2 separate regions of the Homo sapiens genome follow, and region 2 is linked to region 1. A link is an interaction called in ENCODE POLR2A ChIA-PET data of the cell type or tissue named here. Cell type or tissue: PC-9. All regions are shown on one strand. Each heading gives the region's core, and the rest is flanking DNA. Links, peaks and the distances in the headings are about the cores only. Region 1 overlaps LINC02762 (long intergenic non-protein coding RNA 2762). Region 2 overlaps BCO2 (beta-carotene oxygenase 2).

Evidence for each region. Peaks named below come from ENCODE experiments on the same cell type or tissue, not always from the same donor. Only the 100,000 strongest peaks of a DNase experiment are listed, where the experiment ranks them.
Region 2: POLR2A ChIA-PET joins it to region 1 with 5 read pairs; 4 of 35 experiments call an interaction of 5 or more read pairs at or near these places.

Annotation. Positions count from the first base shown.
Region 1 is chr11:112,297,744-112,311,427 of GRCh38, forward strand. All of the region lies in intron 2 of LINC02762 (long intergenic non-protein coding RNA 2762), which reads left to right. Among named protein-coding and RNA genes, the nearest start is that of LINC02762, 34 kb to the left of the region's middle. RefSeq lists an enhancer at 9,871-10,372. In PC-9, for the core only: no CTCF peak of the experiment used is centred there; no DNase peak of the experiment used is centred there.
Region 2 is chr11:112,200,231-112,217,387 of GRCh38, forward strand. It overlaps BCO2 (beta-carotene oxygenase 2), which reads left to right. Exons shown (of 12, transcript NM_031938.7): 7 at 383-543; 8 at 1,793-1,960; 9 at 13,494-13,631; 10 at 14,532-14,714; 11 at 15,990-16,100. It also overlaps the pseudogene MRPS36P4. Among named protein-coding and RNA genes, the nearest start is that of PTS, 18 kb to the right of the region's middle. In PC-9, for the core only: no CTCF peak of the experiment used is centred there; a DNase peak (open chromatin) is centred at 13,821.

The DNA.
Region 1 (13,684 bases), core at 6,185-11,184:
TGTTATTGTTGCTGTAATCTGGACAAGGATCTGGATAACCAGTCCAGCCAAGATTAAGAACCACTGCTCTCTGCTTTCCCCAAATTCATGGCAGGGGATCAGTAACCTTCTGACTTATTGCTTCTCCAACTTTAATGTGCATAAGAAATACCCGTGGCTGTTGTTAAACATCAGATTCTGAACCAGGAGGTCTGGGAGGGCCTGAGATTCTGCATTTCTAATCAGCGACCAGGTGGTGCTGCTGGTCCTGGAACCACCTTTGAACAGTAAGGTAATCTGACCAATACACCTCCCTGATATTGACCACCTGCAGGGCTGGGTGTCACCTGACCCAGGATCCCCAGCTGTGCTCAGGTGGACTCTCCCCTTTCCACATGGCCCCCCTGCCTTTCTCCCCACCCTCTTTGTATTAGATTCTCCAAGGGTCCCATGACAGGCCTTCTGCAAGATGGGGAATGAGAACAGTTGGTAACTTGGCTCAGTCCAAATCTGAAATCTCAAAACCAGGAATGAGCAGGCAGGTGAGCCCACAGCGCAGCCCCAAGTCTAAGGCTGAAGACCTGAGAGCCCCCGGCAGGCTGATGGTGCAAGTCCCAGAGTCAGAGGCCAAAGGACTGGTGTCTGATGGCCAAGGGCAGGAGGAGAGAAAGCAAAGTATCCCATGTGGGAAAGGAGAGAGAGAGGGGATGGGGCGGCGGAGAGGAAACTCAGTAAGCTGAATATGCCCCCTCCTCTGCCTGCTTTGCTCTGGCCGTGCTGGCAGCCGACTGGATGGTGTCCTCCCCGTTGAGGGTGGGTCTTCCTCTCCCAGTCCACTAACTCCCAAGTTCACATCGTCTGAAAACACCCCCACAGACGCACCCAGAAACAATGCTTCACCAGCCACCTCGGCCTCTCTCAGTCCAGTCAAGTGGACAGCTGATATTCACACTCACACTCCCCAGCCATGCTGGTGTGGGACTCCGCCCGTTTGTGTGGTTGTACCCTGAGCCGCGGTGCCCCTTCCCTCCCACCACTGGATTTGCTCCTGTGGCTCCCAGACTGGGCTTCCTTCCAGCACTGCTTCTGGTGCCAGGGCCGGTGCCTTCCAGTTGCCCCATTTGTCGATGTCAGCCCAGTTCTAAGGTCTGCCAAGGCAGGAGGGAGGCTGTGCTGTGAAGACCAGAATGTCTGGTGTTTGGGATCAGAAGATTTGAGTCCTGCTGTGCTACTTCCTGGCTGTACGACCTTGAGCAAAAGTTACCTGACCTCCCTAAGCCTTAGTCTCCTCACATGTAAAGGGATGAAGATTGCTGCCTTATAGGTTTACTGTGAGATTAAATTAGATGATGTAGGTAAGGTACCCACATCAGAGACTGGTATGCTCAATAAGCAATCATTCTATTATCGAGGAGGTTGGAACTAAGCGTTTATTGAATATCCAGCATGTGCTGTACGTGGCACTAAGTGATTTGTAGACATCATCTCATTTGAGCCACAGAACAACCCTGCAAGGTACACATGATTTTCTCTATGGTACCGGTTAGGTAATTGAAATCAGAAAGGGTAATGACTCACCCAAGAATGCACAGCAAGCAGGCTCTAGGACCAGAACTTGCATTCCTATTTGTTGAACTTTGAAACCTTTTGCAGGTTTCTTTTCTTTTCTTTTTTTTTTTTTTTTTGAGATGGAGTCTCACTCTGACGGCTGGAGTGCAGTGGTGCCATCTCGGCTCACTGCAACCTCCACCTCCCAGGTTCAAGCGATTCTCCTGCCTCAGCCTCCAAAATAGCTGGGACTATAAGTGCATGCCACCACGCCTGGATAATTTTTGTATTTTTAGTAGAGATGGGGTTTTACTATGTTGGCCAGGCTGGTCTCGAACTCCTGACCTCAAGTGATCCACCTGCCTTGGCCTTCCAAAGTGCTGGGATTACAGGCATGTGGGCCCCTTTTGCAGGTTTCTTTGAGAGAGTTATTGCTGGTTTGACAGAGAAGAGGGGCTCAATGAACACCTGTCTTCTTAGATGTTTAGGGGAGGGAAAGCAGCACCCAGAGGGCTGAAAGGCAGCCTCGCTGCTCTCCATTTGCCGTTGGAGGACAGACTGGCAAACAGGAACAGGCAGGTTAGAGATGAACAGCCAGGTCAGAAAGTGACTTTGATGGGAGACACTAACAAATGCTGCCTGTCTAGCCCCTGCCCTGTGAGCGAGGGAATGTGGGGCCTGCAGGAACTATAGGCTTTTGCATCTTCCTCAAGAGCAAAAAGCAATTTTTTTTTTGTGCCCTAGTGGATCAAGAAGGAGCTGGTGGCAGCAGGGTGAGTAGAGTGGTTGGGGAATGAATGAGATTTCCCTGTGGTTGAGGCGTGGGATGGAACGGACACACCAGCAGGCTCCCACCGACTCTCCATGCAAAAGAGTCCTGAGGGGCCCAAGCTCACCCATCTCATCATCTGCCAGACCCAGGCACTGCCCATCATGAGTCTCTGCCTTTGCTGCCTGTGGCACTAGGTTGTTGATGTGTAATGTAAATCGTGCCTCCAGTAAAGCAGCCTGACAGCGGGGAGTATGCTGATGAGAACGTGAAAGTGGACTGGGGAGGCTGCAGGGAGCTGGCAGCTTGAAGTCCCAAATAATGGGCCGTGGAGCTTGTCTGGTCCCTTGCGGTGGACTCTTGCCCATCCCACGCCTTGCTCAGTGGGATGAGGAAACCACAGGGTGAGGGATGGAGACTGAGGCTAGAGACCTTAGATACGGCTGTCCCAGAGACTGGTTACTTAGCTCACTGTCCCCTCCAACCAGGCAAGCTGTGGCACAGTGCCCGACATGCTCCTTAGAACGGTGGCAGCATTGCCATGCGCTGCTGTGCAGTAGGAGGACAGTGACGCTTTTTGCACTGCCCTTTCACATCTCTTAGTGCAGGCATTAAGATGAATCCATTTCACGGAGGAAGAGACGGAGCTAAGAGAAACTCAGCCAAAGTCTCCTGGCTTCCCAGTGACGGTGTTGGCCCTGTCTTACCGGATGGGAAACAGCACTCCACCTTACTTTATACCAGCTCTTGTAGCTCTAAAGCTTGTAGTTGTCTATCTTGAAAAATTTGCAGATTTTACACAATTACAGGGGAAAAAAAGAATGGTGACGTATGCTGCTTTATTTATATAGCTAGATTCATACATTTGTGATAGTTCTATTATGTCTCACAGTTACCAAAATTCTTTTTATCTGAGAATGGGGAGTAAGGGCTTTGCAGAAGAAGAGTCCTCTCCCCTCATCCTTATAACTGCTAAATTGAGATCCTCTAATTCACTTAAAGCTTTATTTATTTTTAACTTTTCATTTTGAATTAATTTCAGTTTTTTAAAAAAAGTTGCAAAAATAGTACAAAGAATTTCCATACACTCTTTAACCCAGATTCCCCCAAATGTTACCATCTTATATAACTTAGAGTATGATGATCAAAATCAGGAAATTAACATTGATAAGATACTATGATATAATCTGTAGCCCTAATTCGAGTTTTGCCAGTTTTCCCAATACTGTCCTTTTCTCGTCCAGGATCCAGCCCAGGGCCACACATTGCCTTTGGCTCTCACGTCCCCTTAGTCTCCTATAATCTGCGATAGTTCTTTAATTTTTCCTTGTCTCTCATTACCTTGACATTTTTGAAAAATACTGCCCAGTTATCATCTAGAACGTCCTTAATTTGGGTTTATGTCATGTTTCTTTGAGATCTAAATCCAGGTCATACATTTTTGGCAAGAATATCACAGAAGTGATGTTGTGTCTTTCCCAGAGCATCATATTAAGGAGCACATCATCGATTTGTTTTATTATTGGTGATGACTTTGACTTCCTGTTTAAGGTGGGGACTGCCAGATTTCTCTACCATAAAGTTACTATTTTTACTTTAGTAAAGCATTTTGTGGAGAGATGCTTTCTAGATATCCTGTTTCTCATCATATTCTGCCCTCTGATTTTAGGATTCTTTAATAATTCAGCCTGAAATAATAATTTATTTTTATTTATTTATTTTTTTTGAGACAGGGTCTCACTTTGTCAAACAGGCTGGAGTGCAGCGGTGCAATCAGCTCACTGTAGCCTCGACCACCTGTGCTCAAGCAATCCTCTTACCTCAGCCCCCCAAGTAGCTGGGACAGCCAGGCCCACGCTTGGCTAATTTTTTTTTTTTTTTGTATTTTTTTTAGAGACAGAGTTTCATCATGTTGCCCAGGCTGGTCTCAAACTCCTGAGCTCAAGTGATCCACCCACCTTGGCCTCCTAGAGTGCTAGGATTATAGGCATGAGCCACCGTGCCTGGCCTGAAATAATTATTACTGTGGAATTTAATTCATATATAAATATAAAGACAAATATAGGTATAAAACAAAATTAACAGAACTTTGTAGGCATATTGGCAGGATTGTATCACTTCTTACATCTGGAACACTATTTGCTTGGTTCTCTTCATATTTTGGTCTCATTTAGTACAGTTTAGTCAGTTGTTAAGTACATAAAATGTTGAACACCACATCTTTGCCACTGTGTTTACTTTCAAGAGTGACAATATTTCAGCTGCTGCCTGATCGTTCCATCTGATTCATTCTTGTCTTTCAGAGCAAACAGCCCCACTGGAGCTCAGCACTGCCTTCTAAATTTGATCTGAACTTAAGCTCTGTCTCCTCTATTTAGGCTGAAGATATGTGGTATTGCTCTGTGTGCCCCAGCAATTCTAATTTCCACTCAGGACCAGGCTTTTCTTGGTGAATGACTCAGCATTTTACAATCTGACATTTTAAGAGAAGCACTTTGCTATTAAACTGAAGCCATATATTAAAGTTAAACCCCGAAGCAAGCATGGGTTCAACAAAGGTTAGACAAAGATAAGACAATTTGTCACACCTACCAGCCTGCAGTGCACAGCAGGAATGAAATGAGATTCCTAAACCCGAGCAGACTGGGCCCTTTCACTTCTAATTCTAATGTGAAGAAACTCTCCTCTGAGGTGACTGTCACTCTGGAATCCAACAGACCCTCTCTTGGCTGCATTGATAGACTTTGCAGAGGGGTTCTGTGCTCTAGATCTGAGGCCCTGGTTAGGACAGAGTATTTTAAGTGTGTTTAAAAGTTGAGCCAGGCGCGGTGGCTCATGCCTGTAATCCTAGCACTTTGGGAGGCTGAGGCGGGTGGATCACCTGAGGTCAGGAGTTTGAGACCAGCCTGGCCAACATGGTGAAACCCTGTCTCTACTAAAAAAACAAAAATTAGATGGGCGTGGTGGTGTGTGCCCATAATCCCAGCTACTCAGGAGGCTGAGACAGGAGAATTGCTTGAACCCGGGGGGCAGAGGTTGCAGTGAGCCGAGATCATGCCACTGCACTTCAACATGTGACAGAGTGAGACTCTGTCTCAAAAAACAAAAAAATGTTGAGCTTTGAAATTGGGAAAGTTATAAATTACAAGTGAGTTGTTAATGATTTTTGTTTTGTACTGAAGAAGAATTGATGAAATAGAAAAGAAAGTCTAAAGAAAGCCTTCCTATATGAGCATCGAGAGGGCAGGCTGTCCATCGAGTGATGGTTCTTCCCGCATCACGTATTTCAGGTGTACAGAATTGTTGATGTCTTCCCTGCCTGCAGAAATCCTGGCCAGGAGGGATGGCCATTTGAGTATATCCCTTTTTTGTCTGTGTTCTACCTATACAATAGTAGTGATCCAAGGCACTTTTCTTTGTTAGGCTTGCTATGTCTTGCTCTTCCTGAGTATGGGAGGAGAGGAAGAGGTAATCAGAAGGAGAAAAGGAGAGGAGAGGGACATGAATGCCAAACGGGGAGAAAGTAAGGGAAATGCAGCTATTTTCTGTCTCTGTCCCTTTCCAATATCCTACCATCTAATTCCTGATACTTTAGGTCCTCTAAATCCTCCAGTGAGGCCCTAGTGCCCCTGGAGATTCACGCCCACCTCTCCTAGCCCACTGCAAACTTGTTTGTCCCTTACCAAGCAGTCTTAAAGCCAACCCACAGCCCTCAGGTCCTCTCTTCCACAGGCTTGCCAGAGCTCTCTGCTCTTACCTAGAATCTGCATCATTTACTGATTCATCCAGCAATCATTTACTGATGCCTATTCTAAGCCAGTCTAGGGGTTGTGCTAAGTTCTGGATATATTAAAAAAAAAAAAACCTAGACATGATTCTTACCCTTGGGGCACTCCTGGTTTAGTGGGGGGATGAGTTTTTAAGTAGATAATCATAATGCAATAATAAGATAACATTCCCTAAGTACCATGTATCCTTTCAAAATCGCTCTACTCATTTGACGCTCATGATCACCCTAAGAAGCAGGTGCTGTTTTATATAGTTTGCTGCAGATGAGGCACAGAGAGGTTAAATAATTTACCTAAGGTCATACAGCTGATAAGTGGCAGAGCTGAGATTTGAACCCAGATGAGCTGGCTCCAGACGTCAGGCTTATGACTGGCGTGCTTTACTGCCTTGAAGTGGGTCAAGCATGGTAGTGGGTACCCCAAGTGTTACAGGCATATGGGGCAGGGCCTGGTGGAGGTGTTGGGGTGGTTGAGGGAGTTCTGGGTCTGGTGATGTGTAGGAGGTAGCTTGGTGGGGGCCTGGGCAGCTGAAGTTTCCTTCCCTCCCTTCTTTGTTTTTCCTGCCTTCAATATTTCCTGAGCATGTGTTATGTGCTGGGCAGGCTGCTAGGTACTGGGGACCAAGGATGGGCTTAATGTAGCCTGGGAGAGCCTTGTACATACCCTACTTGCCAGAGCCACGTGGTCGGTGTTCTACTAGCAGCATGGACATGAGTGGCTGCGGGAGCAGTGTGGAGGACTTCCTGGAAGAGGTGAGGAGCCCATCCTGTGGGAAGAAGGGGAAAGTTGTACTTGGTATGGCTGCTCCAAGATGCTTAAGTATAGATTTTTTATTTTTATTTTTTTGAGATGGAGTCTTGCTCTGTCACCCAGGTTGGAGTGCAGTGGCGTGATCTCGGCTCACTGCAACCTCCGCCTCCTGGTTTAAGCAATTCTCCCTGCCTCAGCCTCCCAAGTAGTTGGGATTACAGCTGCCTGCCACCACGCCCAGTTAATTTTTTGTATTTTTAGTAGAGATGGGGTTTTGCCACATTGGCCAGGCTGGTCTCAAACTCCTGACCTCAGGTGATCTGCCCATCTCAGCCTCCCAAACTGCTGGAATTACAGGCATGAGCCACCGTGCCCAGTCAAGTATAGATATTTAATCAAGTCAGTTGAGCTCTGAGTTCTTGTTAGTCAAGGTTGGTGAGAAGTCTAAAAACCAGTCATTACTTGGGGCACCCCCCTGACAAGGTTTTCCAGGAACCCCATAACAGATGTGGGTCTCAGTCTGTGGGTTCCACTCTGCAGGGATCTGAGACTGCTCTTGAAAGCTGCTCTTCCACCATCTGTCTAGCACTGTGGCACCTCCTGAACCCATCTTGCCTCACAGCCATGTCCAGACCAGCCTGGTCTCTTGGACAGCTTTGGGGGTGGCACCAGTCTCACCACACCTCTCTGTAGCTCCCAAGGCTTGGTGACTTCATTTCACTCAGCCCCATGCAGCCAGCAGCCTGTATAATCTGAGCCCTCACCGACAGGCTGCCCTGGAGCCCACCCTCCTTTCTCCTCATTTGAACTGAAATATAGAACCGTATTGACCACCCTCTGGTGACTGGGGAGCCTAGACCTTAGGAACAGTTCTTAATTCTTATGAGCGGGAAACATTCCTTTCCAGGGACTCTGGAGAAACAAGATATGAAGTAATTTCCCAGTAACTGTAACAAGAGCATTCCAGACAGAGCAGGCAGCGTGTGCGTCCCTGTGCTGGGTCTGTTGGGAGTCCTTGCGCAGGGGTATAGGCTGTCACTGGGGGATCAAGGGGAGAGGGTGGTTGGGGAAGCTGGTGGAGGCCTTGAAGGCCCAGCTGGTGGGAAAAAACCCAGCATTTACCCGAAGCAGGGCACTGATGTGACCAGATCTGGAGCTTAGGCAGATTGGGGTAACTCTGAGTGCATGTGTGTGTGTGTGTGCACGTGCGTGTGTGCACGCTCACGTATGTGCACGGCCATGTAACAAAACTCAACTGAGAATGACCTAACCTACTGTATGATTTCCTCCAGGGTGGGCCCTGGGATTGGTGTTGTCCTGGTCCCTTCTGGAGTGATGTGCTGTGTGGGACTACACAGCCCGCGGGCCTGCAGCAAGGTGCTTGTCCCGCTTCACCTTGGCTTTTATTCCAGGCAAAGCCGAGAGCAGGGTGGAGAGATGATAGCCCATGTCCCAAGGGATAGGTGAGCAGCAAAGACCAGTCAGAGCAGTGACAACGTTAATTTTGTATTTTCATCCTTGGGAAACCAAAAAGGATGGACCTTAGAAGACTCTTCTGTCCCGGCTCCTTAGCAGAAGTGAGGGAGAGATGAGACCAGAGATTTTTCATTTCCCCACCATCTCAGCCAGATCCAGTTGCTGAGCTGGATCTGGAGCTTCCTCTCTGCACCAAGAAGATGCCCAACTCCCCCTAGTCCTCAAATGACTGCAAAGTCAGGGGGACTGCAAGTGACTCCAGAGCTGGGTAATGAGATCAGAGGAAAAAGTGCCCAGCTGTGACATTAAGTGGGATTTATTTTCATCATCTCAGGTTCCCTATTGTATGGCATACTCCTTCACCACCTGCACATACAGCCATATTTTAGGATACAACTGCGAGGGTTTCAGGGCTCTCTGAGAAATAATGGCTCTGTGCTGTCACTGCATAGCTGTGCCCTTTCAAATATACAAAACAGGAAGGTGACCTGCTGATTCAGTGGAAGGCAATAAGCCACACATTCAATTAGAATGACATACATTTAATCACAATTGTCTAATGGTATTTGAGATTTCTTATTTAATCAGTAATGAGGCTATCCAGCAATTAATGTTGCTGGAATCGTGGCTGCCCTTACCAGCGCAGTGTTGATTTTAAACTAATCTTTCTATTTTATATTCTCTTTCTATTTCTGGAGTTAATAAAGGTGCTGTAATGAGTTGTATTAAAACATCAATTTCTTCTTTTGTTGCACCCACAAGTTTATCATGGTTTTTAATCAAAATACTGAGGTACTGTAGGAAAGGGTTTTCCACGTCAGGTTTTGCCTGGATGGAGAAGCCAAGGTGGGAGATGGTGCGTCTCACTTGTTTCTGACTCTCCCAGCTGTTTGGGCCCCCTCTGGAGAAGTTTGAGGACAGGGACAGCTTCATAGGTGACCTGTGAGGTTGATCAAGGCCCTGTGCTTAGAAGGGCCCTCAGCTTGGTTTGATGTTCTGCTATTGCTGTTTTGAAAGTCTGAATACCTTTTGAACAAGGGGCCCCTACATTTTCATTTTGCACTAAGCCCTCCAAATTGTGTGGCCAATGCTGTTTGAGGATCTGTGAGAATGGGTGTGTGTTGATGGTCAGAGGGCAGTGCACGAGAGGCTGCCCCCAGTGCCTCACCTTGAGTTGGTGCTATGGGACCCCAGGCTGCACAGGGCAACGTGTGGCGGGCAGAAGAGGCTGATAGGGACAGGTGAGATGAGATCTGTTTCTGGGTTTCCCACATGGCTTTTTCTGTCCCAAAAACTCTCTTTTTCTTGCAGTCCTACAGCTTAGGGTGTAGAAATATCAAACAAAAATAGATGTGAATGAAAGGGCATTTATAAAAATTCTTTTTTTGGTAGGGGAATTATGTTTTTCTCTGACATCTGTTTTTAAATAGTTATAACAATGGGTAACATTTATTGAGTACCTACCATGGCCTAGGCACTGTTCTAAGTGATTTACATATTTTATCTCATTTAATACTCACAACCATCCCATGAGATAGGCACAATGATTAATGCTAACTAAATTAAGGAAACTGAGTCAAGAGAGGTTAAGTATATTGCCCAAGGCCATACAGCCAAAGAATGACAGAACCAGGCTTACATCTAAACTTAGGTTCTGGCATGGTAGAGATGGGCTTTTGGAGAGAGGCAGATCTGAGTTTGTTGTTGCTTCTGCCATTGGTTATCTCTGTGACCTTGGGCAAGTCACTTAACCTCTTTGTGCTCCAGTTCCTCATTTGTAAAGTGGAGATAATAGAACTTATCACATAGGGCTAATTTGAAAATTAAACAAAATAGTACATGCATCTCATCTAGTCTGGTGCCTGACACAGTGACCAGCTACATGCATGTTGTTTCTCTGCCTCTTTACAAATGTATATTTCCAGCTCTCTTCCTGCAGAAGCCTTTCTCATCTGCCCTCATCTCACACTCCTCACTCATTTGCTCTACTATTTCCTTGAGAATCATATTCACACCATTATATTGATACATGCTTGTTTATATTAATTTATCAATAATTTGTTGAGCACAAGGAATAATATGAATTTAGCAGTGATTGTGCTCCAGCCATGAGCAAGGCTCTAGGTATTATACGATGTTTAAGGCACTGCCATGATTTTGAAGTGTCCTGGCCAATTGAAGGATGCAATTCATGCCTCCAGGGACTCAGAATCTACTTGGGAAGTGCAATCCATAACAAACATGTGAGATATGAAAATAACGAACAAAACATTTTATGGTTGTGTCAAAATGAGTGTATAGAGGAGAATAAGAATGTGTAAATTCATTCATTCATTTAAATATTTAGGTGTTTGTGTTAGGTACTGTGGCAGATGCTGGGAATATAATGATGAGTAAAACCCACAGGATCCCAGTCCTCATGGAGTTTATATTCTAGTAGAGATGACAGACACTGAATAAATGGAATGGATCCACATATAATTAGTTACAGTTGTAATAAGTGATAGGAAAGAAAAAGTGGGGGGTGGGTGCTTAGTACTCAGAAGATGGGGCAGATTGCTACAGCCCAGGGTAATTAGAGAGTAATTTGTGGGAGAGGTCCAATTGAAGAATGGTTGATGAGAATAACTGGAGAGGAAAGATGGGGTCCAAAGGTCAGGACATAGAAACAGTGTTCAGATGTTAATAATAATAGTTTATATCTGGATTACGCTTTCAAATTTCATGGTGATTTCACATACATGCTGCATTAGTCAGGATAGATTATGTCATGCTGCAGTAACAAACAATCCCAATAGACACAGGTTTGTATCTCGTTCATCTACTTGTGTGTGAGTCTGCCCTGCTCATCATAGTCACTCAGGGATGAGGTCCATCTCAACCTGTGCTTTTAGGATCACCTGGCAGGAGAAAGGGAATGGTGCAGTGGCTCTATCTTAGTTGTCTACCACTGTATAACACAGTACCATAAAACTTAGTGGCTTAAAACAATGTGTACTTATAATGTCACCATTTCTGTGGGTTAGGAATCCAGAGGTGCTTTAGCTGAGTGGTCTGGCTCAGGGTCTCTGATAAGACTGCAATCAAGGTGTCTGCTGAGGCATAGTCATCTCAAGGCTCAACAAGGCCAGGTCAGCTTCCAAGTTCATTCACATGGTTATTAGCAGGTGACCTTCTCCATTAGGGAAGCCATGTGGAAAGAGCCAGAGAGAGAGAGAGAGAATGTCAGCAAGATGGAAGTCACAGTCTTTTATTACCTAATCTTGGAGGTGACATTCCATCCTTTTTGCCATATTCTAGTCACCAGAAGCAATTGGCTGGGCCTCACTTACACTCTAGAGGAAGGGACCACACAAGTGTACACTTGCCAGGAAGTGAGTGTCACTGGGAACTGCTTTGGAAGGTGCCTAGCACAGGCTCTGTATGCTTCAACCTCCATCTAGCCCATTAAGGTGTGATACATGGCCACCCCTAACTTCAGGGGGGCAGGGAAGTGCAACCCTACCATGTGCATGGAGGCGGAACTGGTGTATTTGTGGGCAGCTCTGATGACAACATAGGGTCTGTGCAGGGTATTGTCAGGGAAAAGTTAGAAAGTCAAATTGGGGTTTATGAGATTAATTGGCTTGAAGGAAATAGGCAGTCGATGAGTATTTTTGAGCATGAGAGTAATTTTAACCATAATTCTTAAAATAATTATTAATTGGCTTTTTAAATGGAAAGGTAGACATATATGTGCAAGGTAAAAATTCATAGGGATATGTACTAAAAAGCAAGGTTCCTTTCCATCCCTAGCGCCTAACTCTTTCCCAGAATGGAACATTTTTTTCCTTCTCTTGTATATCTTGGAAACATTTAGGGATATCTAAATTATATATGTACATATTCCTACTCTCCTTTAAAATCAATTAGACATGTCTATTGTTTTGTATCTTACTTTTACACCTCACTGTATATCTTGGAGGTAATTTCACAGCACCTATAGGTCTATCTAATTGAAGCTTTTAGACAGATTTAAACTGGTGGCCGTGTGGAATAGAGCAAAAAGAATGGAGGAAGCTAGACCAATTGAGAGGCTCTTTCAACAATTCTGATTATTTTCATTCATTCATTCATTCATCAAACATTCATTTAGGTCTCTGCTGGGCTATGTGATATCAAGTCACATAAGAAATGATCCTTGTTTTCAAAGAGCTCAAGGGAGCTCAGACAAGTAAACAAATAAATCATTATACAGTGTGCTCAAGTATTGTAACTGGAATGAAGTGACAAGTATCTAGACTGGGATGTCTCCATGAGATAAAAAACATGAGTGTCTGGAATACTCTTTCTTTGGAAAAAAAATGGCAACGAGTAAGGTTTGATAAAGGGTTGCTCTGGGCCCTCCTGAGGGAGAGAATTGACATATCTTTTATTTGTTTTATATCTCTGCATCCTCTTTCCTCTTTCTCTTGCACACACTGACACGACATCTGATGCAGGCCAGTGTTGCCCAACAGGCTGAGGGAAAGACTAGGGAGAGCCTCACAATGGAACCAATGGTTTCTCTGTCGTTTCTCAACCTTTGTGGATAGAATCTCCACCCCTGCCTGGCTGTAGTACAAACAGTGAGCAAATTCTTGATTATGCAGGAAGGTGAGCCTCTGATTCATTTTTGATGTTCAATGTTATGAGGCAAGCTTCCTGGCCATCTGTTCAAAGGAGGAACATGGTATATATTTTGATTATTTTATTTTTATCTTAATCAAGTGGCAACTTTCCATCTTGACGTATCTTAACCTGAGCAGTTGTGGCTGGGAGGCAATGGGCTTGAACAGACTGAGGAGGGAGGGGGAAAGCTATGCCACTTGGCATAACGCTGATGTTAGATGCAGGAGCAAAGGCCTCTCAGCACAGCCCTTTCACCTGCCTAATTAGTGAAGAAATTGCAAGCCCTCCAATGGGCACTGAAATGCTCAGAGCGCCAGCCTCCTGGGGCTCATTACACAAATGAGGGCGGAAGACAGGAATGGTCAGGATCTGCTGGTTACAGCCTGGGGGCCGAGGGGAGCCTGGGCTGGGGACAAGAGGCACCTGGAACTGGAAAGTGGCGGCTTCTTGAAATGGTATAGGGACGCAGCCCACGTCTTAGTCCATTTACCGACATTAAGGGATTGAAGTTTTTCCAGCCAATGGCATTTGATGGAAATGTGCAATTATGTTCCAGGAGCTGGCTCTAGGACCTCACGGAGTGAGTGAGATGGAGTAGAGAGCTATAATCTAGCCATTTGTCTTAGTTTGGGTTTCCCTGAAAACTAAGCCTGAAACAAGGATTCAGGAGCAGTGAGTTTATTTGTGGAGTGATCCAAGGCAAGGGAGTGAGGGAGCAGAATGA
Region 2 (17,157 bases), core at 10,794-15,793, 93 kb before region 1:
AAACTGCTTCTAGATTCTTACCCCCAGTATAAGCAGGAAAAGGATTAAAGGATACATGTAAAGATCATAAAGGACACTTTAATACTATACTTTTTTACTTTGTTCCTAAACCAAATAATTTAAAAAGAAAAGAAAAGGAAAAAAAGATAAAAAGCAAGCTGAGAACATGCAACCCAAGCTATTCTAAGCAGTTCCCTTTTTTATAAAGGAACAGGAAATACGTATAGTAAAGCTGGGAGACAGTAAACATGTATTTCTGGCTGGCATTTGTTTAGGGCATCAGTAACGTGTCCAGGCATTCAGACAAGTCCCCATAACTGGCACATTTCAGACAACTCTAGTTTGCCAAATAACATTTTTATTGTTTGCTGGAACCTTTTAGGAATGACAAGGAACTATATAATTTTCATTGAACAACCTCTAAAGATGAACCTGTGGAAAATTGCCACTTCTAAAATTCGGGGAAAGGCCTTTTCAGATGGGATAAGCTGGGAACCCCAGTGTAATACGCGGTTTCATGTGGTGGAAAAACGCACTGGACAGGTGGAGTATTTTGAGTATATTTATCATGAAAATTGTTGGAAACAAAGGCAAATTTCCATATAGTTGATTTTTTAAAAATCTTCCCTGGTTAAAAGTGCATAAGACACTTTTAATCAAGGATATTACCTTCTTCTATAGGTTGAGCTAGCTACTTATTAATTAGTACGATGGATTTTGCATATTAGAGAATTATAGGAAATGATTTTATCTTTTTAATGATCTGATTCAATTAAAATGGCATCCAGGAAACTCTCTTAGCATGGACTTTTTCCATATCATAATAGTTGCTAAAGAGGGTGTTGTTCGTGCAGAAATCTTCTGTAATTTTTGCAGTAATACTTTAATTAGTTGATTCTCTGGCTTCTTTTTCCTTTTTTTTTGAGATTTTTTTTTTAGATGGAGTCTTGCTCTATCACTAGGCTGGAGTGCAGTGGGGAGATCTCAGCTCACTGCAACCTCCACCTCCCGGGTTCAAGTGAGTCTCCTGCCTCAGCCTCCCGAGTAGCTGGGACTACAGGTGTGTGCCACCACACCCAGCTAATTTTTTTCTATTTTTAGTAGAGACAGGGTTTCACCATATTGGCCAGGATGGTCTCGATCTCTTGACCTCGTGATCCACCTGCCTCAGCCTCCCAAAGTGCTGGGATTACAGGCGTGAGCCACTGCGTCTGGCCCAATTCTCTGGCTTCTTAATATGTGACTATGACAATCCTACTAAAGTCTAAGCATGTTGATTGAATATCTTTTTATACTCCTGATTCATAATGCTATTATATTTGCCTACTTTTTACCTCTCTAAAGAGATAGTATCTTAAATTTACTCTATCTGGATCTCATTACAAAAAAAAATTTAGTAATGACTGCACCTTAAAAAAAATTAGTCTTTGAATTTATCATCAGTATACTGAGTAGCAATATTTTCTATTTAACCATGCAGTTAGAGTCCAAGATTTACATATCACTCAAAACATTGGGCTATATTTCATGAGGGATTTTAAGTTCGTTATAACAATTGATTGGTCTATATCAAATAGACCCAGTTCATTGCTTAAGCAAGCAATGTTTAAATCAAAGCATATTTGCTTCTACATTCTGTATTCTACTTTTATATATACTGGACCTGCCACTTCAGAGGGGAAAATCTTTCTAATTTTCTTATTTTGAACTTTTTGGACCTGTTTCCTAAAGGAAAGGGAAAAAGAAGAAAACTAAAAAAAATTTTTTTCATTGTTTGTGTTTTCCCCTGCAGCTCCTTCCAGGGAGATACTACAGCAAACCTTTTGTTACATTTCATCAAATCAATGCCTTTGAGGACCAGGGCTGTGTTATAATTGATTTGTGCTGTCAAGATAATGGAAGAACCCTAGAAGTTTACCAGTTACAGAATCTCAGGAAGGCTGGGGAAGGGCTTGATCAGGTAAACATTAGAATTTGTCAAGAGTCATCAAAATAATTTTGAACTCCAAGATCTGGCTTTGGCTTTGGAATTACATGTTTCTCTCTCTCTCTCTCTCTCTTTTTTCTTTTGAGACTGAGTCTTGCTGTGTCACCCAGGCTGGAGTGCAATGGTGCGATCTCGGCTCACTGCAACCTCTACCTCCCAGGTTCAAGAGATTCTTGTGCCTCAGCCTCCCGGGTAGCTGGGATTATAGGCACGCACCACCATGCCCTGCTAATTTTTAATTTTTTTGTAGAGATGGGTTTCACCATGTTGGCCAGACTTGTCTCGAACTCCTGACCTCGAGTAATCTGACTGCTTCAGCCTCCCAAAGTCTTGGGATTACAGGCATGAGACACCATGCCTGACCTAGGAATTACGTGTTTCTCTTGTCTCCTTGTGGCAAATAATGAGAGAGAGTAGTTTTAAAGCATTGAAGACACAGCTTCATCATTTATTTAATATTAAAAATAATTTGAAATAGCTTATTTAATACCTAATAAGTAAGAAACATGGCAAAGAGAGCCAAGATATGTGTTTAAAAGCATATGTGGCTGGGCACGGTGGCTCACGCTTGTAATCCCAGCAGTTTGGGAGGCTGAGGCAGGCAGATCACTTGAGCTCAGGAATTTGAGACCAGCCTGGACAACCAAAATGGTGAAACCTCGTCTCTAGTAAAAATGCAAAAATTAGCCAGATGTGGTGGTGGGTGCCTGTAATCCCAGCTACTTGGGAGCCTCAGGCAGGAGTATCACTTGAACCCAGGAGGTGGAGGTTGCAGTGAACCAAGATCGCACCACTGCACCCCAGCCTGTGCAACACAGTAAGACTCCATCTCCAAAAAAAAAAAAAAAAAGCATATGTGATAGTTCCTTATTTCCTTATTACACTTAAGCACCAAAGTTTGCTAGAAGGAATAGCAAAGTAGACCGTCAATCAGTCCACCTAGTTGAAGGGATTCACTTTTTCCTGATGCTGAATCCAAGGTAAAGTTTTTCCTTGAATTATGTAATATACATTGTTTCTAGCTGTAGCTTTATTTTTTAGCTATAATTGTCTTTTTAAATGTTTGTAAAATAGTACTTATTAAGTTTACTTATGCCTTACTAAGCTTACTTATAGCTTTATGGTGGGTCTTGACATCTGTGGTTGTTTATCTCTTTTCTGTTTTAAGATTGCCTGGGTTTTTCATGGCCTTTTGCATGTCTATAAATTTTAGAATCCATTTATCAGGTTTTGTTTTTGTTCTTGTTTTAAAAATAAAATTCATTGTATATATTTGAGGTTTACAACATGATGTTATGGGATACATGTAAATATTAAAATGGTTAGTATAGTGAGGCAGATTAACATATCTATCATCTCACATGTTACTTTTTTGTGTGACAAGAGCAGTTAAAATCTACTTGTTTAACAAAAATCTCTGATAGAATACAATCTTATTAACTTTATTTCTTACGTTTGTACGTTAGACCTCTAGACTTGTTCATACTACATATCTACTGTTTGGTATCCTTTGAGCTACATCTTGTCTTTGCCTTCCCCTCCCCTCTGGTGGTAACCACTGTTTCATTGTCTTTCTCTGTGTATTTGAGATTTTCTTTAAAAAATTCCACATAAAAATGAGATCATGCAATTTTTTTTTCTTTTCTTTTTTTTTTGAGACGGAGTCTCACTCTGCCACTCAGGCTGGAGTGCAGTGGCGCGATCTCGGCTTACTGCAACCTCTGCTCCCGGGTTCAAGTGATTCTCCTACCTCAGCCTCCCGAGTAGCTGGGACTACAGGCACATACCAACATGTCTGGCTAATTTTTGTATTTTTAGTAGAGACCAGGTTTCACCATGTTGGCCAGGCTGGTCTCTAACTCTTGACTTCAGGTGATCTGCCTGCGTTGGCCTCCCAAAGTGCTGGGATTACAGGCGTGAGCCACAGCGCCCTGCCTCATAGAATATTTTTCTTTCTGTGTCTGGATGTTTCACTTAACATAATGTCTTCCAGGTCCATCCATGTTGTAGCAGACGTCAGGATCTCCTTTTCTAAGATTGAGTAATACTCCATTGTGTGTATATATCACATTTTCTTTATCCATTCATCTGTCAATGGGTATTTAGGTTGTTTCTGTTTCTTGACTGTTATGAATAATGCTACAATGAACGTAAGAATGCAGCTATTTTCATGAGGTGGTGATTTCATCTCATTTGAGTATATACCCAGGAGAGGGATTGCTGGGTCATATGTTGTACAGTTGACCCTGAACAACATGGATTCGAACTGCATGGGTCCTTATATGCAAATTTTCTTCTACCTCTCCACCCCTGAGATAGCAAGACCAACCCCTCTTCTTCCTCCCCCTCAGACTACTCAATGTGAAGACAATGAGAATGAAGACCTTTATGATGATCTACTACCACTTAATGAATAGTAAATATATTTGCTCTTCCTTATGACTTTTAGTAGCATTTTATTTTATTTTTTTTGAGACAGAGTTTTGCTCTTGTTGCCCAGACTGGAGTGCAATGGCGTGATCTCGTCTCACTGCAACCTCCGCCTCCTCAGTTCAAGCAATTCTCCAGCCTCAGCCTCCCGAGTAGCTGGGATTACAGGCATCTGCCACCATGCCCGTTGTATTTTTAGTAGAGATGGGGTTTTGTCATATTGGCCAGGCTGCTCTCGAACTCCTGACCTCAGATGATCTGCCCACCTTGGCCTCCCAAAGTTCTGGGATTACAGGCTTGAGCCACCACACCCAGCCTTTAATAACATTTTCTTATTTTCTTTTATCTGGTTTGCTTTATTGTAATAATACAGTATATAATACATATGAAATACAAAATATGTGTTAATTAACTGTATGTTATTGGTAAGGCTTCCAGTCAACAATAGTTTATTAGTAGTTAAATTTTTGAGTAGTCAAAAGTTATGTGTGGATTTTCGACTATGTAGGGGGTTGGCACCTCTACCCCACTCCGTGTTGTTCAAGGGTCATCTGTATTTTTTATTTCTTTAGGAACTCCTATACTGTTTTTCATAATGGCTGTACCAATTTATATTCCCACCAACAATGTACTAGAGTTCCCTTTCTTCTACACCCTTGCCAACATTTGTTATCTCTTGTCTTTTTGATAATAGCCATCCTTATGAGTGTGAGGTTTTATATAGTGGTTTTAATTTGTATTTCCCTTATGGTTAGTGATGTTGAGCACCTTTTTATATGCCTATTGGACTTTCAAATTTTATTTTATTTTTTATTTTATTCTTTTAGGGACAGGATCTCACTCTGTTGCCCAGGCTGGGTGCAGTGGCATGATCATAGCTCACTGAAGCCTCAAACTCCTGGGAACACGTGATCCTCCTGCCTCAGCCTCCCAAGTAGCTGGGTCTACAGGTGCGTGGCACCACACTCAGCTAATATTTTAAAAACTTTTTTGTAGAGACAGGGTCTTATTATGTTGCCAAGGCTGCTGTCAAACTCCTGGGCATGCATGATCCTCCTGCCTCAGCCTCACAAGTAGCTGGGATTACAGGTGCATGGCACCACACTCAGCTAATATTTTTAAAACTTTTTTGTAGAGACAGGGGCCTTGTTATGTTGCCAAGGCTTTTCTCAAACTTCTGGGCTCAAGTGATCCTCCTGCCTCAGCCTCCCAAAGTGCTGGGATTACAAGTGTGAGCTACCACACCTGGCCTCTATTTTTGGAGAAATGACTGTTCAGGTCCATTGCCCATTTTTTATTTATTTTTAATTAATTAATTAATTAATTTATTTTTAACTTTTAATTAAAAAGTAAACTTTAATATTGAAAATGCAAACTTGGGGAAGACAGAAAAGATCACACACAAGGCTGTCACTTCACACTTGGAAGGTTGCGCAGCGGCCAGGCAGAGGCGCTCCTCACATCCTAGACGGGCGGCAGCTGGGCAGAGGTCCTCCTCACTTCCCAGACAGGGCGGGGGCCGGGCAGAGGCGCTCCTCACATCCCAGACAATGTGGGGGCCAGGCAGAGGCGCTCCTCACTTCCCAGACAGGGCAGCGGCCGGGCAGAGGCGCTCCTCACTTGCCAGAGGGTGGGCGGCTGGGCAGAGGCACTCCTGGGGCGGCAGGGGCGGCAGCTGGGCAGAGGTGTTCCTCAGTTCCCAGACGGTGGGCGGCCGGGCAGAGGCGCTCCTCACTTCCCAGACGGGGCGGCGGCCGGCTTTTCCCATTTTTTAATTGGGTTATTTGTTTTTCTGGTATTGAGTTGTAAGAGTTCTTTATAAATTTTGAGGCCAGGTGTGGTGGCTCACGCCTGTAATCCCAGCACTTTGGGAGGCCAAGGTGGGAGGATTGCTTGAGCCCAGCAGTTCAAGATCAGCCTGGGCAAGATGGCAAGACCTCATCTCTACAAAAAAATTTAAAAATATACAAATTTTGAGTATAATTCCTTATTGGATATGTGGTTGCAATTTTTTTCCCCAGCCCATAGGTCGCCTTTTCGTTTTGTTGATTGTTTCCTTTGCTGTGCAGAAACTTTTAAATTTGATGTCAACTTGTCAGTTTTTGCAAGGAAAAAACCTGATACAATATTGCAACTGTAGATCAATTTGGAGACAATTGACATCTTTACAATATTGAGTCTTCCAATCCATGAACATGGAATATCCCTCCATTTATTTGGGTCTTTTAAAATTTCTCTCAGTAAAGTTATAGTTTTCAGTATAAAGATACTACATTTCTTTTTGTGTGTTTTGAAATTATTGTAAATGGTATCTTTTAAGCTTTCATTTTCTGTTTGTTGCTCTTTATAGAAATGCAATTGATTTTGTATATTATCTTCATATCCAGAGATCTTGCTAAATTCACTTATTAGTTCAAATAGTTGATCCACAGATTATTTTGGATTTTCTATGTGCACAGTCATGTTACCTGAAAATAATGACAGCTTTCTTTCTAATACTTAGGGCTTTATTTCTTTTTCTCGCCTTACTGTACCAGCTAGGACTTCGAGTTGAATAGAAGTGCAAGATAGTGAATAGAAGTTGAATAGGTAGTGTTGAAAAATGTTTAATAATTCATTATTAAATATAAAATTGCTATAGGTATTTTTCTAGCTATCTTTATCAGATTATCCTAATAGTGCCTTTTAATGAATAAACATTCTTAACTTAATATGGCCCAGTATACAGTCTCTTCCTTTATGACTTATACGTTGTACATCTTGTTTTAGACATCTTCTCATGGCAAGGTAATGAAAATATTATCCTATGTTATCTTCTAGAGAAGTCAAGTATCTGTATATGCATTATTCTGTTTCTGGACTGTATATTCTGTTCCATTGTTTCTACTTATGGTTACTTGTGCACTGCATTAAAAAAGTCTTAAGGTTTAGTGTCAAGTTATCCTAATATTTTTCTTTTGAAAAGAGTGTCATGGCCATCCCTGGCCCTTCACGTTTTTGTAGAAATTTTAGAATCAGCTGTCAGTTCCCCACACAAAAATATGGTCACATTTTAATTCTATTTGCACTGAACCAATGTATCAATTTGAGAGAGGACTAACCTCTTTACACAATGTTGAGTCTTCCAGTACGTGAACACAATATATCTTTCCATTTATTTGAGACTTCTTTAATTTCTTTCAATGTTTATAGTTTTCTGGTTACATATTTTCTGCATCTTTTGTTAGATTTATTCCTAGGTTTTTTTTTTACATTATTTTAAATGTTGTTTATTTTTTGCTTTCATTTTATGTTAGTGTTGCTATATAGCAATTTTTTTTTTTTGAGACAGTGTGACGGTCTCACTCTGTCACCAAGGCTGGAGTGCAGTGGTGTGATCTCAGCTCACTGCAACCTCTGCCTCCTGAGTTCGAGCAATACTCCCACCTCAGCTTCCTGAGTAGCTGGGACTACAGGCATGTGCCACCATTCCTGGCTAATTTTCATATTTTTTTGGTAGAGATGGGGTTTCACCATGTTGGCCAGGCTGGTCTTGAACTCCTGACCTCAAGTGATCCACCCACCTTGGCCTCCCAAAGTGCTGGGATTACAGGAATGAGTCACCGCACCTGGCCGGCAATTGATTTTTGTTTGTTGATTTTATATTCACTAATATAGTAATTACACTTACAAATTCTAATAATTATAGATTCTTTTAGATTTTTACATCTATAATATCATATGCAAGTAATGATAGTTCCTTTTCTAACTCTACATGTAAGCTGTATATTGGCTTTTTTTTTTTTGTCTTATTTCACTGGATCTTCAGTACAGTGTTGAATATAAGTGATGATAATGGCATCCTTAACTTGTTCCCAATCTGAGAGGCAAAGCTTGCAGCATTTTACCATGAAGCATGCTGTGGCTGTAGATTAAAAAAATATAATAGAAACTGTCCCTTCTCGGGGGTCATGATGGGCAGCAAGATGCATCTGCTAGCAGTGTCGTTCAGGTAGTCAAGCCACATGCTCCATTAATAAGCTTCCCTGCTGGAAGAGACAATCCTAAACCCAATGTACCAGAAGCTCTGAGATCAGCAGGGCAACCATCTCACGATTCTGCAATTTCCCAGCATTCTAAGGGAAGTAAATTACTGGATTTGTGGATGTACCAGACACTGCAGAAGTAATGAAAACATTACCTCAGAAATATAGAAGTAAACTTGTGTCTCAAGAAGAAATTGAATTTGTCCATTGTGGAGATCCAGAATAATCACTGTGGCTGCTGTTTGTCATCAGACAAAAGAATTACCTTTACAATAAAGGACTTCCAAAAAAAAATAGACTGTTTTTTAGAGCAATTTTACTTTTAAAGAAAAATCAAGCAGAAAGTATGGAGAGTTTCCATATTTCCCTCTCCTGCTAATGGTACATTTGTTACAACTGATGAATCAATGTAGGAGTGTTACATTATTACTAACTAAAGTCCATACTTTACATGATGGTTAGGTCTGTGTTGTACAGTTCTACCGGTTTTGAAAAATGCATAATGTCATGTATCTACCAATATCATACAGAATAGTTCACTGCCCTGAAAATCTCCCTGTGCTCCCCCATTCGTCCCTTCCCCTTTCCTCCTCTCAGCCCCTGGAAACCACTGATCTTTTCACTATTTCTGTAGTTTTGACTTTTCCAGAATGTCACATAGTTGGAATCATACAGTATGTAGACTTTTCAGACTGACTTTTTTCACTTAGCAATATGCATTTAAGGTTCCTCTGTGTCTTTTGTGGCTTGAGAACTCATTTCTTTTTATCGCTGAAATGTGTATTCATTCATTTATTGAAGGACATCTTGGTTGGTTCCAATTCTTGGCAATTATGAATAAAGCTGTTATAAATATTTGTTAGCACGTTTTGTGTGGACAACTTTTTAAAAAGATACATTTTATTAGATTAGGAGAGTTCCCTTTTACTCCTAGTTTACTGAGATTTTTTGTCATGAATGGATGTTGGACTTTATCAACTGTTTTTTTTCTGCACTATTGAGATAATCATATAACGTTTATCCTTTATTCTGTGAACATGGTGAAGTACATTGACTGATTCTTTAAAAAATGTTCATAACAGCCATTGATTGATTTTTGAATGTTAAGCTACCCTTCCATTCCTGAAGTAAATCCCAATTGGTCGCATTTTATTTGCTTTTAAATATATTGCAGGATTTGCTTTGTTACTATTTTGTTTAGAATTCTTTGTATCTATGTTCATGAATAAAATTGCCCTTTAATTTTTTTCTTTTCTATAATGTTCTTACTAGGTTTTGGTTTTGTGGTTTTTCTAGTCTCATACAATGAGTTGGGAATTGTTCTCTGTTTTCCTTCTTTCTGGATGATATTGTATAGGATTGATATTATTTCTTAAATATTTGGAATAATTCAACAGTAAAGCCTTCCAGACTTGAAAATTTCCTTATAGGCAGATCTACAGTTCTAGAATATTGATTTGGTTCTCTTTTCCAATTTATAGTTCTCTACCACAATTCTCAGTTTAAAATAATTTCCTTAAACATATTTAGAATAGTTAAAGTCTGATAACTAGTATCTGGATCTTCTGTGATTCTGTTTCTGTTATCTGTTGTTTATTTTGGTTTTTAATCATGTTGCCTTGTCTTTTCATGTGCTGGTTATTTCCTTTCATTTGCAGAATATTGTGTTTTAAAAATTGTGGAAATATTTTGAGACACAAGATGATGTTATTTTCCTCTAGAGAAGAATTTCACTTGCTTATATAATTTGAAGCAGGATTCAGTCCATGCAAGAGCTGGACTATTTCTTGTTTATTCTTATTCATAGGGTACAGACCTATGAGGTCCCAACCCAAAGGACTAGAGGTTTACTAGGCCTTCCTCTTCTTGGAAAATCGTAAATTCAAACTTTTGTCACTCTAGCCCTCAAAACTATTGAAAAGCCCTTCTCTTTAAGGTTAAGGGGTAAGTGAGTTGCTATGGCTATACCCTTATCAAAAAGTAGCGTGAAGGATCCTTGTGGTGATGGATCTGTTCTGTATCTTGAGTGGCGTGGTGGGTACATGAATTTACACATGATAAAATAGCATAGAACTAAATACACGCACACACACACACACACACACACACACGAATGCATGTTAAACTAGAATAAGGTTGGTGGATTGTATCAATGTAAATTTCCCAGTTGTGATATTATATTATAATTATGCAAGACATTCCTACTGGCAAAAAAGGATGACGAATATATGGGAAATCTCTGTATTATTTCTTTTTTTATGGTGTAGAAAGTATATATATATAACATTAAATTTACCATTTTAACCATTTTAGGTGTTCAATTCAGTGGCATTAAGTAAATTCACAATGTTGTGCAACATCACCACTATCCATTTCCAGAACATTTTCATCATCTCAAACAGAAACTCTGTACCCATTAAACAATAATTCCCTGTTCCCCCCACCTCCAGTCCCTGGTAACCTCTATTCTACTTTCTGTTTCTATGAATTTGCCTATTTTAGGTACTTCATGTAAGTGGGGTCATACAATACTTGTCCTTTTGTGTCTGGCTTATTTCACTTAGCATAATGTTTTCAAAGTTCATCTATGTTGTAGCATGTATCAGAATTGCATTCCCTTTTAAGGTTAAATAATATTCGATTGTATACACACACACACACACACACACACACACACACAATATTTGTTTATTCATCTGTTGATGGATACTTGGGTTGTTTCCATCTTTGGAGTATTATGAATAATGCTGCTATGAACATTGGCATACAAATATCCAAATTCCTTTTTTTAGTTCTTTTAGGTATATATCTAGAAGTGGAATTGCTAGATCATGTAATTCTGTGTTTAACTTTTTGAGGAACAACCAAACTATTTTTCTACGGTGGCCACAGCATTTTTCTACCATCAGCAATGCACAAGAGTTCCAGTTCTTCACGTTTTTACCAACATTTGTTATTTTCTGGGTTTTAAAAAAATAATAACCATCCTAATGGGTGTGAAGTGATATCTCATTGTGGTTTTGATTTGCATTTTCCTAATGACTAATGATGTTGAGCATATGTTTAAGTAGTTAGGGAAAAACTTGCCCCAGTATCCAGTTGGTTTCTGTGGGTTTCCTTTTCATCCCAAACCTGGCCCCTTTGTTCTTCACTGTCTTTTTAGCTCACCAGTGCCTTCAGGCAGCTGTTTTAAACATTTTGTCCATAATTTCTAGTTGTTTTCAATGGGGTAGTTGATCCATATAATGTAATCTACCATTATTTGAAGCGTCTTTTGGGTTAGCTATGGTTTTGCAAGAGAAAACAATTGTAAATATAATTAAAAGTCATTTTTAAAAAGTTGGTAACTTCTGAAGCCATGGTGACCTTTTATAAAAAAAAAAGCTAATAACTTTATGAATCTTAAGAATAGCACTAAATCTTTACTCACTAAAAATATTTCTGCATGCTACAGAGATCATATAGACTAGGTATATGGGAGGAAATGGTGCAGTTTGTTCTCCATCCTACAGTATTTCAGAGAGGAAAATGGGCTTAAAGCACTTACTGTCAGGAAAAACACACTTACTTTATTTGGGTCTCCTGCTTAAACATCATCTCTATGGAGAAGCTGTGTTGGGAGTTCCCAGGATCACCCCTAGGTTTGATAATTCATTAGGAGGATTCATAAGACTCAAAATAGGTCAGGCGAGGTAGCTCACGCCTGTAATTCCAGCACTTTGGGAGCCCAAGGCAGGAGGACTGCTTGAGCCCAGGAGTTCGAGACAAGCCTGGGCAACATAGTGAGATACCATCTTTATTAAAAATTTTTAAAAAGACTCTATATAGTCATACTCATGACTCATGATTACAGTAAAAGGATACAAAGCAAAATAAGCAAAAGGAAAAGGCACATGAGATGAAGTCTAGAGGAAACCAGGTACATGCTTCCAAGAGTCCTTTCCCAGTAGAGTCACAATGGACATGCTTAATTCCTCCAGGAACTAGTGACAACATGTGTAAAATGTTGTCTGCCAAAGAAACCCACCCAAGCCTGCTTGTCCAGGGTTTTTATTGGGGATGAATCATATAAGCATAAAACCCCTACATGATGACCCTCAGTTACTGATGTTCCAGATCCTCAAGGGAATGGAGGTGTTCATTATAAATCACATTGTTAGCATAAACTATCTGGACAAACTACTGCAGAGTCACTTAAGGACTGGCACATGCAAGAACACTCTTATCAGACAGAACATCCCAAGAGCTCAGTTCCCAGCAACCAGCCCAAGGTCAGTCATGAAAACAAGTCTTTCTTGAAATAGTGCAGGGTTTGAGCAACCCAGGCTTACTAAGTTGATCCTTTTCCACACAGAGGTCTACCTGATCAAATCTGAAGAAGGAAAGCACCCTTTGTTACTCTCTAGTTTCTTACTCTTTGTTATATAATCATTTGTTTATTTGATGCTAATTAAATAACTTTTTTTTTTTTTTTTTTTTTTTTTTTTTGTGACGGAGTTTCACTCTTGTTGCCCAGGCTGGAGTGCAATGGCATGATCTCGGCTCACCGCAACTTCCACCTTCCAGGTTCAAGTGATTCTCCTGCCCCAGCCTCCCGAGTAGCTGGGATTAGAGGCATGAGCCACCATGCCCGGCTAATTTTGTATTTTTAGTAAAGACAGGGTTTCTCCATGTTGGTCAGGCTGGTCTTGAACTCTAGACCTCAGGTGATCCGCCTGCCTTGGCCTCCCAAAGTGCTGGGATTACAGGAATGAGCCACCGCACCTGGCCACAAATATTTTATAATTTTTAAATTTCTTTATTATCATTCCTCCACTAGAATATAAATTATATGAGGCCAAAGACTTTGCTTTATTCATGACTGTATCTCCAGTGTCTAAAACTGCTTGGGCTATAGTAGGTACTCAACAAATATTAAGTAGATGAATGAATGGAAATTATCATTTATTTAAATATTTAGGAATGCCAATGATGTTGACTGGATCTAAATTATTGGGACATACTGTTACCATATGAATGACAATTTTCATCTCTTTCTTCTTCCCAAACAGGTCCATAATTCAGCAGCCAAATCTTTCCCTCGAAGGTTTGTTTTGCCTTTAAATGTCAGTTTGAATGCCCCTGAGGGAGACAACCTGAGTCCATTGTCCTATACTTCAGCCAGTGCTGTGAAACAGGCTGATGGAACGGTATGCTATGAACAGACATTAGACTAAGACTTTGAACTTTAATGGTGTTACTTTATTCTTTAGCTGTTTTCCAAAATGTCTGGTACCCAATAACTTTTATAACATTCATCCGAGCAGGTTAAGGTTATGTAACATCGCTTGCACAAGAATTGCAGAAACAGTGGGAATGAACACAGTGTTTATCTATCCTTCCTGTGCTTTGAAACAGAGATATGGAACTGTCTAATGGTTGTGGAATGTCTATCCATTTGAGCTTGGCATTAGCAATCCCCACCTTTTATTTTTTATTTATTTTTATTTTTTGAGATGGAGTCTTGCTCTGGCGCCCAGACTGGAGTGCAGTGGTGCTATCTCGGCTCACTGCAGCCTCTGCCTCCTGGGTTCAAGCAATTCTCCTGCCTCAGCCTCTCGAGTAGCTGGGACTACAGGCACCTGTCACCACGCCCGGCTAATGTATTTGTATTTTTAGTTGAGATGGGGTTTTGCCATGTTGGCCAGGCTAGTCTCGAACTCCTGACCTCAGGTAATCCGCCCGCCTCAGCCTCCCAAAGTGCTGGGATTACAGGCTTGAGCCACCGCGTCCAGCTGCAATCCCCACCTTTTAGATAATATGTGCTTAGCACAGACCTATCATTGTGTAGCTGTCAATGCCTTAGCTTTAGAAGAATAAAACGCATATCTCCACCTCCTATGTCATTTGACAGCTTATTAATAAAACTTGATAATCATTATGCATCCACACATATGATGGAAAGAGGAACAATATTAAAACATGACATAGAACCTCAGTTCCCAAGCCCTGTCACAAACCTTTATAGGGTATGAGGCTCCTCACTGACCTACATAAGAGGAAAATAAGAATTAAGCAACCACTACAAATCCTTTTGAAATCTCTTTTAGATCTGGTGCTCTCATGAAAATCTACATCAGGAGGACCTAGAAAAGGAAGGAGGCATTGAATTTCCTCAGATCTACTATGATCGATTCAGTGGCAAAAAGTATCATTTCTTTTATGGCTGTGGCTTTCGGCATTTAGTGGGGGATTCTCTGATCAAGGTTGATGTGGTGAATAAGACACTGAAGGTGATGAAAAACTCTTTCCTTTTTGAACTTTTCAGAGACCTGTTCTTCCCTTTGAATTAGTTTGTTTTATTTAAAGTAGCTCTTAAGATTCTTCAGTATTTAAGCAGCTGAGCCATTTTCTTTTATTTGAGAACTATGAAATCATCTAAGTTAGGGGTATGTTCCTTCTAGGGAATCCAAATTGACCCCAGGCCCAGCAAAATAATTCTATGTTTGATTTTGATGTTATTTTGGGAGCAATTGTGGGGTTAGGGTTGTTAGGACACCTATATTTAAAGTTGATGGCAAATTATAGTTACACAAATTGTGTTTGATGGTGATGGAATCTGGGACTGCAAAGACTCCCTCTCTTTCTCCCATATTCAACTCAGTAGGCCTGATTCTTTTACTTTTGGAATATTCTATTGACAGCCTGTGTTAGTCTGTTCTGTGTTGTTATAAAGAAATCCCCGAGGCTGGATAATTTATAAAGAAAAGAGGTTTAGGCTGGGTGTGGTGGCTCACGCCTGTCATCTCAGCACTTTGGGAGGCCGAGGGGGATGGATCACAAGGTCAGGAAATCAAGACCATCCTGGCCAACACGGTGAAACCCTGTCTCTACTAAAAATACAAAAATTAGCTGGGCGTGGTGGCACATGCCTGTAATCCCAGCTAATTGGGAGGCTGAGCCAGGAGAATCACTTGAACCCAGGAGGTAGAGGTTGCAGTGAGCTGAAATTGCGCCACTGCACTCCAGCCTGGCGACAGTGCGAGATTCCGTCTCAAAAATCAAAACAAAACAAAACAAAAAAACAAAAAAAAACAAAAAAAAAAGGAAAAAGAAAAGAGGCTTATTTGGCTCATAGTTCTGTGGGATGTACCAGCATGGTACCAGCATCTGCTCAGCTTCTGATGAGGCCTCAGAAAGCTTAGAATCATGGCAGAAGGCAAAGAGGGAGCCTCATGCCACATGGTGAGAGAGTAGGAGCAAGACAGAGAGGAGGAGGTGCCATGCTCCTTTAAAACAACTACCTCTCAGACGAACTAATAGAGCGAGAGCTCACTTGTCACCAAGGGGATGGTGCTAAGCTATTCATGAGGGACTGGCCCCCATCACCCAGCACTTCCCACTAGGCCCCACCTTCAGCACTGGGCTCAGCACTCCAGCATGAGCTTTGGAGGGGACACACATCCAAACTACATCACAGCCAAATTCATGCTTGGAGTGACAAAAGCCATAGAAAGCTCCCTACTTACTACTTGCCTTTTATCAAATGCTTTTTTTGGGACTTGCAGGTTTGGAGAGAAGATGGCTTTTATCCCTCAGAACCTGTTTTTGTTCCAGCACCAGGAACCAATGAAGAAGATGGTGGGGTTATTCTTTCTGTGGTGATCACTCCCAACCAGGTAAATATATTTCCCTATCACCAGTCAGAAAGAAAAGTAGCACTGAGTCATCTGATAAATCAAGGATGCACACTCATCTGTCGATAGTTTACTTTGATTCCTTTTCCCTTCTCTTCCCCTCCTTACTATTTACATACCCTTTTATCTCAATCCATATTTTATTGTTTTAAAGTTCTGTTTGGAAGGCCATAATAACAATTTGTATTTGCAAAGGAATTTGTTATTTACGAACTACTTACACATATTTAGTTATCAAAACAACTTTGTGGGATACCATTTTATACATGTGGAATTTGTAAAGTAAACAAGTTGAAGTAGACTTGCATCAGATCTCCTGGTGGTAAAGCCAGTATTTAAATCCAAGTCTTTTGACTTCCAGTCTAATGTTTATATCATCATGTGTGCTGCCAATTTCAATGAACTGACCTCCAAGTCCAATGTCATCAGTCCTGGTCCAGTGTCCCAATAACACTATGCACTATCTGACTTCTTGTCTAGGGCAATCTTATGGCAAATAGGTTCACTTTGAGTATCAACTTTGATTAATTATTAGTGGCTGCCTGGGGTGCAGGGCTCTGAGGCCTTTTAAGGGTTCAGTAAGAAAGGCTGTGATCAATTAGCGATATCTGCCATGGGCTTTAGGAGGACTTTGTCCTCATGCCATGCACTTGCCATTCCTGGAATTAGATTTGGCAGATCTCAATCTGCCTTGCAATGCTGGCCTTTAAACAGCTCCAAAGTAACACAAAATGGAGGCATTTCTAACTTGGAAGAAAGAGTTTCTGTCTTTTAGAAGATTGGAAAGGCACAAGCAAAAATATTAAACTCAAAGAAATTCTGTGAAGGTGATTGATAGAAACAACTTAATTTCTTTGCTGTAGGTATGAACTTCTTTAGCCATGATATCCTTTCCAGTCCAGTTCAGCAACTGAGGAAACAATTTGTGAGTGTATAGGTGAGGCACTGTGCTAGGTTCTGGGGAGAGGTATGAAGATGTGTAAGACATGGTCTTGCTCTTTCTTTCTCTCTCTCTCTTTTCTTTTCTTTTTAAAGACAG